2 separate regions of the Homo sapiens genome follow, and region 2 is linked to region 1. Evidence: read pairs that join two places in POLR2A ChIA-PET (ENCODE). Cell type or tissue: MCF 10A. All regions are shown on one strand. Links, peaks and the distances in the headings refer to the core of each region. The heading gives the core; the rest is flanking DNA.

Region 1 (5,000 bases), core at 1-5,000:
GGAGGTACACACTGTGGTTTGACATGTAAATAAATGAATAAGTAATTAAATAAGTAAATGCAGGGAGGGAATAAATAGGATGCTACAATTGAGAAATAGGGAATCTGCTTGAAGTCAGGGAAGGCCTTTGTGAAAATGTGATGGTAACATTCTGAAACACAAGAAAGAGTCTACGGTTGGGAGGGTTGGGAAGGAGCATTCCTGACCGAGGAATAGCAGATTCAAAGCCTCCAAGGGAAGAAATAACTTGACACTTCATTGGGCCAGACAGAAGGAAGGACAAGGTAATTAGATTGTAGCGAGGTGGGGAAGAGAGGTGGGCCAGGGCTGATCTGGAGACCATGTTGCTAGTAAGATGGTGTTAGAGATTTTATTGAAGTGCAGCAGAAAGCCAGGGCAGAGTCTGGGGGCAGGAAAGGACCATGATCTGATGTATATTTTAATATCACTGGCTTCTGTGACATTGGAGGGGGTGAGAATAGAAGCAAGAAGACCAATGGGGAGGCTTGTTGGTTGGGTTCAGGCAAGAGATGGTAATAGGGTGAGCTTGGTGTCAACAGTAGAGGTCTCGGAGAGGCTAACAGATTCAGTATGGATTTTGGAATGTGGACTCTTATGGGGCCCTCACCTACCTTTGTTCTGTATTTCTCTCTATTCTATAGAGGGTGTAAGTTACAGTGGTGTTCCCAGATTTGGTCATTACCCAGTTCATAAAATATCAATAAAATAAGGGTATGTTCTTTGCTTTTTAAAAAATAAAATAAGTGATTAAAAGATTTTAAAAGGTATACTTTCTTACCTGGAAAATTATCTTCAGACCCCCATTAGGGTCCAGATACCATTTTACAGCATATTAATCACATTCTAGTTTATTCTTTCAGCAAGGAGATAATGGTGCCTCCTGTGTTCCAGGCACAGAGCTAAGGCATGTTGTTGCAAAGGTGGGCAAGACAATCCCTGCCCTTTAAAAGGTCATGTCCTGGGGCAAAGCAAGCAAGAGCCAAATAAACAGCTAAGTTACTATTCAACTTTGTGGAAAGAACCAGGCTACTGAGTTAGCTTGGGTAGATGGTGGCTAGCAGAGGCTTTGACCACTTTGTTGATGCTGCTGATTTTTCTGTGGTATTTCTGTATTTAATTTCTGTTCTTTTCTATCATCCAGTAATTTCTCACAATTTCTGGTCCATGATGCCTGCCAGTATCTTTTTTTACTGCTTTTGTAGATTCTCTTTCCCACCTTTTAAAATAATGTACACTCAGAAACATCTCAGAACAGAAGCATCAAAGTTTATTTGTATTATTAAGCATAATTTACCACAGTTTGATTTTGGCTCCCTGGTCTGTGAGCATGATTCACCCCACGTGTAGAGACCAGGTCCTTTCTAGCTAGGCTGCTTATTTGCAGTGACCAGTCTGGGTTTAAAAATATAAGTACAATAATTTGGTGTTAAAGGATTTTAATCCTCATATCAGAGAGTCAGGTTAAACTCCTTCTTAGGAAGATATGAATTCTGCTTTTTAAAAAATGATTTTAGACTATATCTAGGATTCGATCCCAATTGTTACAAGGAATGTCTAAGAGGTTGCGTTGTTTGATAATTGCAGTTAACTTAAGTGTGTGGGACATCCTGAATGCTGTTCTTAGCCTTAAAAATGGACTAATATTTCAAGTGAATCTGAATTGCTTTTAATTTTTTTAATTGTCCAAGGAAGATAGTGCTTCACAGTTTCTGAAAGTCATCTATCTCCCAATAAAGAGCCCTTTTCTCTGTGTTAGAGTTAACAAACATGTTTGTGTTTGCAGTTATTTTGATAATAAAAAACTTCATCAATTACAGAAGTATTTATATTGAGTTTACATTTGGAATATTTTGTAGTATGAACTGAAAAATTAGAAGTAAATACTAACTTTTCTGTTATTGTTATTGAATTATATGGGATATTTTAATCACTATTAATCTCCTGAGTTAGGTGTTACTCTTTTTTCTTTAACAGCAATTCGATGATCTAAATAGTTGAGTAAATAACCCAAAGTTGCATGGCCAATAAGTAACAGGATTATGGTTTGAACCTATTTGTACGTACCAGAGTATGTGTATTCCACAGCTCAAGAGAAAGAAAATGGATATAAAAAGGAAGACTTACTGTACACCAAATGGAATTTGGCATTGAAATGTTGTCTTTTATTTATTTGTACAGTAGTCCCCTATTATCTGTGGGAGTATGTTCCAAGACCCCCCGTGGGTGCCTAAAACCTCAAATAGCACTCAACCTTATATCCACTACGTTTTCTGGAGCTAATACCCTAAATGACTAAGTGACTAATGGGCGAGGAGGGTAGACAGGGCGGGTACACTGGACTAAGGGCTGATTCATACAATGAGGTTTCATCATGCTGCTCAAAATGGCATGAAATTTAAAACTTACGGACGGTTAATTTTTGGAATTTTCCATTTAATATTTTCAGACTGCAGTTGACTGTGGGTAACTGAAACCTCAGAAAGCTAAACCGCGGATAAAGGGGGATTTCTGTATGTTCTCAACCCAGTGTGCTCTGGAGCTCAACTTAGAGCTATTTTTAGTGGTACCGGAAAAAGCAAGTGCTTAAAAATATCAAGTCTGTCATTGACTCTCTGTGGTCACTAGCTTGGTGTGGAGTGGGTGGCTTCCTTCCCATTCCCATTTAAATTTTAGGTTAGGTCATTGTGCATCAGCACAGAACTATGATTTAAAGGGGACTTACTGTGTTTTTCTTTTGAAATTGACACCATAATGTTATTTTTGTGCCTAATCTAAGTAATTACTATGTGGCAATAATAAAATCATTTTCAGAATACTCTATAAGTAGCTGAAAAGTTTCAAGGTATTGTGTATTTAGCACAAAAGTAAACAATGCAAACAACTGTAAAGTTAGAGACACTAAGGAAATAAGGTGTACAGACTTATGTTTGCTCCCAGGGAAGGGGTAGAAAGGATTGGGAGTGGTGTGAAAAGAGTAGGATTCTACCAGGATTCCAAAAAGAATGCATTGTAACTCTGTGTCAGGAATACAACATTAATTTCAGCATGACACAGCAATAAATATTTAAAATCAGTCTGTCAATTTCTACCAAAAAAAGCCTCCTGGGATTTTGATAGGGATTGTGTTGAATCTGCAGATCAGTTTGGGGAGTGTGCCATCTCACCAGTGTTGTCTTCAAATCTATAAACATGAAATATCGTTCTGTTTATTTAGATCTTCTTTAATTTCTCTCAACGGTATTTTGCAGTTTGTAGCATATAAGTTTTGTACTACTTTTGTTCAGTTTATTACCAAGTATATAATTTTTTTTGGTGCTGTTGTGAATGGAATTATTTTCTTAATTTAATTTTGGAATTGTTTTTTCCTGATGTATAGAAATGCAATTGATTTTCTAATATTGATCTTGTATCTAGCAACCCTTTAAAACTTGTTTATTAGTTCTAAGAGTTTTTGTGGATCCCTTAATTAGTATTTTCTACTAAGGATCATTTTATCTGTAAATAAAGTTTTACTTCTTCTCTTCCATTCTTGATGCTTTTTGTTTGTTCAGTTTTTGCCTTCCGGCCTTTGCTAGAATCTCCAGTATATTGTTGGGTACCAATGGAAACACTCAGCCTCCTTGCCTTGTAGGCACAAGGGGGATTTAAGGGGAAAGCACTCAGCCTGTCACCATTAACGTAGTGTTCCATACGTTCTCAGCTAGAGGTGTTTTGTAGATGCCCCTTATTGGTTGAAGGAGTTGCCTTTTGTTCCTAGTTTGTTGAGAGTAGTTATCATGAGTGGATTTTAGATTTTGTGAAATGCTTTATTCTTATTCCATGAACATGTGTATTACATTGATTTTTCAGCTGTTGAACCAACCTTACATTTCTAGCATCAGACCCACTTGTGGGGAAGAGAGGTGGGCCAGGGCTGATCTGGAGACCATGTTGCTAGTAAGACGGTGTTAGAGATTTTATTGATGTGCAGCAGAAAGCCAGGGCAGAGTTTGGGGCAGGGAAGGACCGCCATCTGACGTATATTTTAATATCACTTTGACTTCTGTGTAGAAAATAGATTGGAAGGGGTGAGAATAGAAGAAGACGACCAATGGGAAGGCTTGTTGGTTGAGTTCAGGCAAGAGATGGTAATAGGCTGAGCTTGGTGTCAACAGTAGAGGTCTCGGAGAGGCTAACAGATTCAGTATGGATTTTGGAGTGTGGCCTCTTATGGGGCCCTCACCTACCTTTGTTCTGTATTTCTCTCTATTCTATAGAGGGTGTAAGTTACAGTGGTGTTCCCAGATTTGGTCATTACCCAGTTCATAAAATATCAATAAAATAAGGGTATGTTCTTTGCTTTTTAAAAAATAAAAAAAATGATTAAAAGGTTTTAAAAGGTATACTTTCTTACCTGGAAAATTATCTTCAGACCCCCATTAGGGTCCAGATATCATTTTACAGCATATTAATCACATTCTAGTTTATTCTTTCAGCAAAGAGATAATGGTGCCTCCTGTGTTCCAGGCACAGAGCTAAGGCATGTTACTGCAAAGATGGGCAAGACAGTCCCTGCCCTTTAAAAGGTCATGTCCTGGGGCAGAGCAAGCAAGAGCCAAGTAAACAGCTAAGTTACTATTCAACTTTGTGGAAAGAACCAGGCTGCTGAGTTAGCTTGGGTGGATGGTGGCTAGCGAGGCTTTAACACTTTATTGATGCTGCTGACTCTTTTGTGGTATTTCTGTATTTAATTTAATTTCTGTTCTTTTCTATCATCTAGTAATTTCTCACAATTTCTGGTCCATGATGCCTGCCAGTATTTTTTTTACTGCTTTTGTAGATTCTCTTTCCCACCTTTTAAAAAAATGTACACTCAGAAACATCTCAGACCTACTTGTTCATGATAAATAATCATTTTAAGTGTTGCTGGCTTTCATTTGCTAATATTTTGTTAAGGACTTTTGCACTTATGTTCATGAGGGATATTGGTCTGTAGATTT
Region 2 (7,901 bases), core at 1,523-6,522, 380 kb after region 1:
CCTCACTGTTCAAGGAGTTGTGAATGCGTCCATGAATTATCTAGCACTATACTGCCCTCTTGTGGTTCTGAAAATCACTCACTCTTGTAGAACTCAGTGCCGTTGAGATGAGGAGCTTAGATGAGTGGAACTAGTGTTTGAAGTCTTCACTGCTTTTGAAGACATGCCAGGAGATTGCATGAAGATGATGCCATGGAGTAGGTAGGGTCCAGGCCAAACTATGTCATACTGTATTCTTTCACCTAGTGATTGGACTTATGAAGTTCCAGACTAAATATTAAAGAAGAAATTAAGTCCAAAGTAGATCTCTATCTCGAAAAGTCATTAAATTTATAAACTTGATGCTGAGACTAAAATATATTCCGAACTGGCATACATTGATTTTCCACATTCCTCAGAGTACATCTGTAATTACAGAACCTCAGAGATAAATATATTAGGTCCTTGAAGACTTTAAAATACATACCTAAAAACTTATAAACAGCCATTTATATTATTTAAAACTTAATCAATTAAAAATGCAGAACTTTATGTGCCAGAACCAAAATATAATCAGAAGCACAGTCCGTTACAACTTAGAAAGTTGTTCAGCTTGCCTTGAGCTCTAAAGTATAATTGTGGATGACTCTGATCCGAAGTGCAGAAGGACAGGTGCCCTGGGGCCTGCACTAAAGACTGTACTGTTAAGACCAGCGACAGATTCCTTTAGAAGCCGAGCAATACTAGAACAACTTGACTTCATGAAAGCTGCAGTAGACTAGGCTATGGATTAGAAGGAATAAAAATATGTATCTTTTTTCCCACCAGTTATATAGAAATTTGGGACAGAGGGTTTCTTAGGACAATAAGGATATTATCTTATATTTGTGTAGTACTTCAGTTATGAAAGCACTTCTGACATAGTAACCTCATTTGATTCTCACAGTAGCTGTGCAAGGCAGCCAGGACAAAGATTGCTATATCTTCTTTATTTGACAATGAAGAAGTTCAGAGAGGTCAAATTATTTTCCCAATGCCTAGGAAATGGTGAATCTGGGACAGAAACTCAGGCAATACATCCACATCCACATGATCTTTCTCACATCTTCTAACCTAGGTTAGAAAGTAGAAATTAAAAAGAAATAAACTGAGATCAGGATCCTCATCGAATGTTTGTAAGTGTCTACATCTAGCCAAAGGCCTTTTTGTCTGATGTACCCTTTTGAAAATTGTGATAGAGAAAATGGAATCACATTCTAACTCTTCATAATCTCAAAGGCACTGAATTATACTTTACTGATTTGGCTCAGACCCCCGAATGTCAGTTATCAGGCTGTAACATAATTTATAAAAAACAAATAGAGTTGTGCTGTGGCTTTCTTATGTGCTAGTGACACAGAGTCTGTTGTGTTCCTCTGATCTTTGATTTTCAAAAACCGTTACCTTAAGCCAGTTTGGCGAGAAACTGCTTCTGTCGTACTCCTACACGTTAAGGACAATGACTGTCTTAGACTAACTGGATTATTTAATAGTTGAATTTTTTTTATCCATTCCCAGCATGGATAGGATGCTACACAGATGCATCCAGTTGGCAAAAAGCATTTAATATTGCTCTTCCACTGCCCTGTCGGCAGTACTTGATTCAAAATTCTCTACTCAAAGCCTCTGCTACAGAAGGCCAGGGGACTATGAAGGGATACATGTCCGAATCTGTTGTTAAAAAATAGGTCAACTGCATGATTGGAGAGAAAGAAATAAGAATACAAGCTGCACCCAATAAGCCATGACTTCAAACCGTGTTAACACGTAAATAATACCGCAAAGAAAAGTAGTTTTGATTCCTATACTCATAGACGTACAATCCCTATATATACAGATGACCTTTGCCATCATCAGGTATTTAAAACCTACACATACTTCATTTAGGGGAGTCTGACAGTATTTGTAGTGGCATCAAGTCCTCATTTTGTGCAACAAATAGAAGTGCTAATGCCTGTAACAGAAGTTCCTATTTTAACGTGGGGTGTCTGACACTAATCAACTATTTTAAAAGAATTAATGTAAAAATAGGACCCTTCAAATTAAATATTTAGTTATTCTCACTAGTATTTTTGAAGTTTTCACATCATCAGTGCTTCAGAAAATGACATTCATATGAAACTGTGAAAAATGTCACTTAAATTGAAAGTGATTTTTAAGTCAACATAAATACCACATCAGAACACATTTTCTCTTTTTTGATCTCACAGAATACCCAGAGGATCAGTAGTTCTCAAGCCACTCAACCTCTTGCTACCCCAGTCGTGTCTGTGACAACCCCAAGCTTGCCTCCGCAAGGACTTGTGTACTCAGCAATGCCGACTGCCTACAACACTGGTGAGCCTGCTCTGGTGCCTTCCGTAGGTTTTACCGCTCTCTGTTTTGTGATCAACGTGTGCTTCTGTGATTTTTTTTAAGTATATTTATTGAAATAAACTATTTCCAGTTTTTTAGATTTAAATTAGGATGTATTTTTCAATGTGCTAGCCTTGAAAAAATTACAAACAAAATGGATAGTGTGGATAGTGCGATGAGTAAGTTATTCCGGCTTCTCCAGTGTGAACTTTCACTTAACCCCTGACACAAAGCCACGTGGATGATAGCAAAATGGTGACATGCATCAAGCCAAGAGGGGAGCAGCCTGTTGCTTGAGTATTGCTGATGTAGTTTCTCTTCATACAGTATCACGCTTTTCCAGGCTTTTAAAATAAGATGTTTGTCTTTATGCTGTGTTAACCTGCTTTGGGAAAGACATGAATCCCTTTGGACCTGAGACTTCAGGAGGTGGCCGACGTTTGGCTGTGTCGAACAGGCTGTTTTCCTCCCTGTAACCACTAGCTTGGTCCATGTCATGTGCACCTGAGGGGCAAAACAAGGGCTGTTCTGATTTCTCCTCGGAGCCAGTCACTCTGCCTTTGAGGGGAGCTTTTCCTTCATTTATGTTTATTTAGGCATTTCATCTTAAAATGCCCTAATTTGGGGTTGTATTAGGAAAGTTTAAGAATATTACAGTGATCGTAGGAGTGCTTTTAGCCAAGCAGACTGTATGGAGAATCGAGGGCAGCTGGTTTCATTTAAATTTACCAATCTAAGAAGGAGTGGAAAACACATGTGGTTTCGCTTTCTCATCAGCTGAGCCAAACACCTGATGCTTCAGAGGAAGACGGCAGTAGTTCAATTCTCCCTTGCCCATTACTCAGAGACTGCAATGCAGAGAAGTTATTATGATTCTCCTGAGTGTCATAAGTAGACTGTGGTAAAGATGGTCTGATTTTAGCCTTCAGGGTAAATGCTTTGGCACAGAACTTTGAAACTGCTGTCCGCAGCTACGTGAGGGGACAGAGCGTTGATAACATTTGATTGCCACTTGAATTCTAAGAAGTTCTTTTAAAACAGAATCAACAATAAAAGGTTTTATTGAAAAAAAAAAAGTCTCTTAGGAAATATCCATTACTTTTCCAACCGTTAGTATGAAAAATAATGCCCAAATTTGTCAACTGCATACTATCTTAGGGATTGTGAATCATAGCCTGTTATTAGTGCCTTGCACAGAACAAGGTTCCAGAGTAAAGCCAGGGATGAAGCATTCATAGAAATTCTGTTTCGACGCATTGATCACCTGCTCTGTGAGAGACTGTACTAGGGACATAGCTTTCTCCAAGTTTATTCCAAGTGAGGAGGCAGGACATACCTAAGTGGGTAACCGTGGAGGGGAAGTCCTGAATTGTTGTGATTGTGAATTTATACTCTGAGAATTGAGAAGGGAGGGCAAAGCTATACTGTTCAAAGGTGTATTGGCTGAGAAGAGGGAGCTTGAACTGGGTGTCAGATTATGGTTTACTGACCGTTTCATTACAGGTTTTTCAGTATACTTAGAAATTCCACTATACTTATTTTTAGAAATGCCATTGAATTGGGAATTTATTTTTTAAAAGTATAAAAGAAATTACCAAAGCATATAAAAATGGAGGCAGGCTCTCAAAATCATCAGTCGCTTAGCGTCAGTCTCATGCCACCTTTTGACCGACTTTATCTTTCTTCTCTTTCTCGTAACACTTACTCTGTTTGAAGTTTACCATGTTGTTTTTAACTTATTTCCACATCTATTCAGCAAATATTTATCAGGCAGCTGCTGTGTGGCAGGCACTGTGCCAGGCACTGGAAATGCAGGAGTGCAGTCAGCAGTGAAGCCTGGGGGGAAGGCACAAGACACACAGCTCTAGGGATAAGCTGCTGCAGTTGTGTCAAGGGCTGTGTCTCAGCTCGGACAGGAAGGAACATGCGTGACTCAGCCAGGCAGAGGAGGCAGAGTGCTCTTGGGAGAGGGTGTGCCTGTACAAAGGCTAGGAGTTTGCGGGCGGGACGGGGCTGAAGGAATGGGGACAGAGCGTGGGTGGTTAGAATTGAGACTAGAGAGGTAAGTAATGATTTGTAGACTATGTCAAGGATTTTGGAAACTGTCCGGAGAGCATTGGGGAGCCATAAAAAACTTTTGAAGTAGAGGAGTGCCATGACCATATTTGTTATTTTAAAAAGATGTCTTTGCTGTATATAGGGTTAAAAGGCAATGCCAGGAAGCCACATCAGAGGCTACTGTAGTGGTCCAAGCAATGGGTGCTGATAGCATAGACTAGAGAGGTGGCAGTAGAGATGGTGAGACCTGGGCAGGCTTGAGAGAGAGCAGATAGAATTGCTCAGACCTGGAAATTGATGTTGGGAGTGAGAGGGAAGGGAAGTAGCAAGGATAACACCCATGGGCTTCTGCACGAGCTGCTGGGTGCATGTTGGTGCCATGTACTAAGAGTACTTAAGGAGGAACAGGTTTGCAGGAAAGGATGGGCCATGTCAGATGTGTGGCGTTTGGAGTGGCGTCCAAATGGACATGGCACTAGGTCGTTTAAAAGATCTAGAGGTCGAAGGAGACTGTGGGCCGGAGGGAGCACTGGGGAAGGCGTCAGTGTGACGGGTCCTTGCCCCAGCCCATGGGAGTGTATAGAATGACAAGGGCAGAGTCAGGACAGCCCTGAGCACCAGCTGTGTCGCTTCAACTCCGTTCCTTTTTTAAAATGTTAATTCACTAGGAAGACCAATTTCTTTAAACACCTCTCTTGAGACATGAGAAAGAAGATAAAAGTAGAAGAGTTTTGCCACCTCTCTTTGGAACCAAGTGAGAAAGACAAGTGTTAATGATGAGCTGAAATAACTCCCCGTGTGAGTGATAACTAACGTCCTAAATCTTGGTCCCAGTGATTACGACTGAAGCATTCATATGATATGAGCTGGGTATACTCTAGGACACCGAGTTTTTTCATGAAGTTGAAACTCTTGCATGCTGTCAGGGAGTTTGCGACAGTCTAGGTACTTTAAACAAATGCGCTTACTAATTGTGTAATGATGTCACTGAGCTTGGCACCCCATGTAGGGATTCTGTCTTTCCTGTCCCCTATTCCCTGTCCCCCAACCCCTTGCTTCATTAAGACTTGCTGATTCAAACTCACTCTGGTTGAGGTTGAGTGTTTCTCTTTGTTCCAAAGGGTAGTGGCAGGCATATTTAAAGTAACAATTGTACAGAACACTCTTTAATGATGGCCTCTTATTTGAATCATCCCAGACAAAGAAATATTGCTAGATCCTGTAAATCTTCCAAGAAAAGATTTTGCGGATTTTAGACCCACATGTATGTTGTTTTGTTGTGAAGTATCTGGCTTCTCTCAATGTAGGAACTTTTTATTTTATTTTTTTTTGAGAGGAAGTCTGTTGCCCAGGCTGGATGGAGTGCAGTGGTGCTACCTCGGCTCACTGCAGCCTCTGCCTCCCGGGTTCAAGCAGTTCTCCTGCCTCAGCCTCCCAAGTAGCTGGGACTACAGGCATGCGCCACCACGCCTGGATAATTTTTGTATTTTTAGCAGATACGGGGTTTCACCATGTTGTCCAGGCTGGTCTCAAACTCCTGACCTCAAGTGATCCGCCCATCTTGGCCTCCCAAAGTGCTGGGATTACTGGCATGAGCCAGCATGGCTGGCCTCAATGTAGGAACTTTTGCAGTAGCTACGTAAAAAATAGATTCCGTATGGACCTTCCATCATATGCAGAGCCCTCTTGTCTTCCTTTGTAGATTATTCACTGACCAGCGCTGACCTGTCAGCCCTTCAAGGCTTCAACTCGCCAGGAATGCTGTCGCTGGGACAGGTGTCGGCCTGGCAGCAGCACCACCTAGGACAAGCAGCCCTCAGCTCTCTTGTGTGAGTAACTAGAAGTTTTCCCTGCATCTTTACTCCTGGCCTACACACTCTCTTTTCCTATCAGTGACAGCCTTTTGCTCTGTTGAGTTTCGTGTGAGGAATCCTGTAATGATTCCTTTTCAGGTAGATACAAGTGTCGGGAGAAAATATTTTCTTACATGGCTCTAGACAGTAGCTTGGATACTGACAAACTAGGCATTCCTTGAAGGGATTTGGGGAGCAAGGCTTCTCCCATAGGGACATCCTGAGGTAGAGAGACTCAACCAGGATCTGAAGGGGTCTGAAGGCACAGATACCACCCGCATGCACCATCCTTCTGCCCTCTGACCAGTGATGAAGCTGCCTACTGCACCCCTGCTCCCAAGCACCTGCCTCTGGCTGCACTGCTTGAAAGGCAGCCTGTAGGCATTCAGGCCTCCCTGCCACCCTTGCCATTGACTGCTTTGGTGAGTATCTGTAGACAAGAATAGGAAGACAAGCTGGAGCTTTTGCTTTCTCCCTGGGCCACAGGGAAGGAAAACTGGGGACAGGGTGTCTTATATATCAGTCAGGCTCCATAGGATTTGTGTGACTGATCCCAGCCCAATGCACACACCAAACCTCATTCACAAAGAGAATGTTCCGTATGGGCAGGGTGTAAGGATATAAGCAAAGAGGATTTACAGTGGCGCCCAGATGAGGCCAGACATCCCTGACAGCCGGGAGAAAGAACAGGGCTTTTGTGGAACCAGGATGACAGCAGACCCATGGAGCAGTTGGAGGAGAGTGTCCCAAGAGAGGGGACAACATAGCAGACCCAGCTGGCCTCCATGAAGACTGGCTGCCTTGCCTGTGCTCTGGGCAGTAGGAATACCCCAGGCCCCTAGCCTCTGCCCAGGAAGTCCCCAGAGAGCCTGAGCTCAGCAGTCCCTTTCCCTCATCCATTCTGAAGTAACTGCACAGTGAGGATTGTTGTCAGTGGTCTTCTTAGGAATTATGTCATGGAAAAAGCAGCAGAGTATCTCAGGGAAATTTGCCTACACAGGATTTGGCCCTCAGGCCTGTCCTGAGCATCCTAAATGAATGCACTAAAAATAGTCCTGGAAAAGCAAGTGGAAAGGGCTCAGAGCCCAGGCCCGGGGAACAGCCTGTTTGCGTCCTCCTCTACTGCTCTCAGCCAGCCCCTCATTTCCTCATCTGGAAAATGGGGATGGTGCGACTTGCACCTTAGAGGTGTTGCGAGGATGAGCGATGTTGTGCCCTGTCACAGGGCCAGAGCAGATGGGGAGCAGATGCTGAGGAAGAAGAGGCGGTGAGCAGATGAGGCTGCTGTTCCTCTGTCTTTCTGGTCCCTGCACAGCATTAAGACACTGACATTGTTTTGTATACTTTAGCTGCAAAAGTACCAACGTTGTGGGTAACAGAACCAAGTAACGTAAGGGCTCAACGGTACTGTTTTCTTTCCTCCTAGGAAGATGGGATTTCCTTTTGTGCCAAGCACTGAAGGAAACGACCCAAACCAGTCTTGGGGAACTCTGATAAGATTTCAGACTCTGGGCCCTTTTCCATCAGGCAGTGTCTCTACTGTATCATCCCAGTTTTGCAGAGGTACTTGCAAGCCATCTGACCTCTCTCTTTTTTTTCCTTCAGTGCTGGAGGGCA

The links. Peaks named below come from ENCODE experiments on the same cell type or tissue, not always from the same donor. Only the 100,000 strongest peaks of a DNase experiment are listed, where the experiment ranks them.
Region 2: POLR2A ChIA-PET joins it to region 1 with 8 read pairs; 3 of 35 experiments call an interaction of 5 or more read pairs at or near these places.

Annotation. Positions count from the first base shown.
Region 1 is chr15:99,321,854-99,326,853 of GRCh38, forward strand. All of the region lies in intron 5 of LRRC28 (leucine rich repeat containing 28), which reads left to right. Among named protein-coding and RNA genes, the nearest start is that of LRRC28, 73 kb to the left of the region's middle. In MCF 10A, for the core only: no CTCF peak of the experiment used is centred there; DNase peaks (open chromatin) are centred at 2,358 and 2,628.
Region 2 is chr15:99,704,501-99,712,401 of GRCh38, forward strand. MEF2A (myocyte enhancer factor 2A) reads left to right here. Exons shown (of 12, transcript NM_001319206.4): 10 at 2,229-2,355; 11 at 6,134-6,260; 12 at 7,890-7,901. Among named protein-coding and RNA genes, the nearest start is that of LYSMD4, 25 kb to the right of the region's middle. In MCF 10A, for the core only: no CTCF peak of the experiment used is centred there; a DNase peak (open chromatin) is centred at 4,281.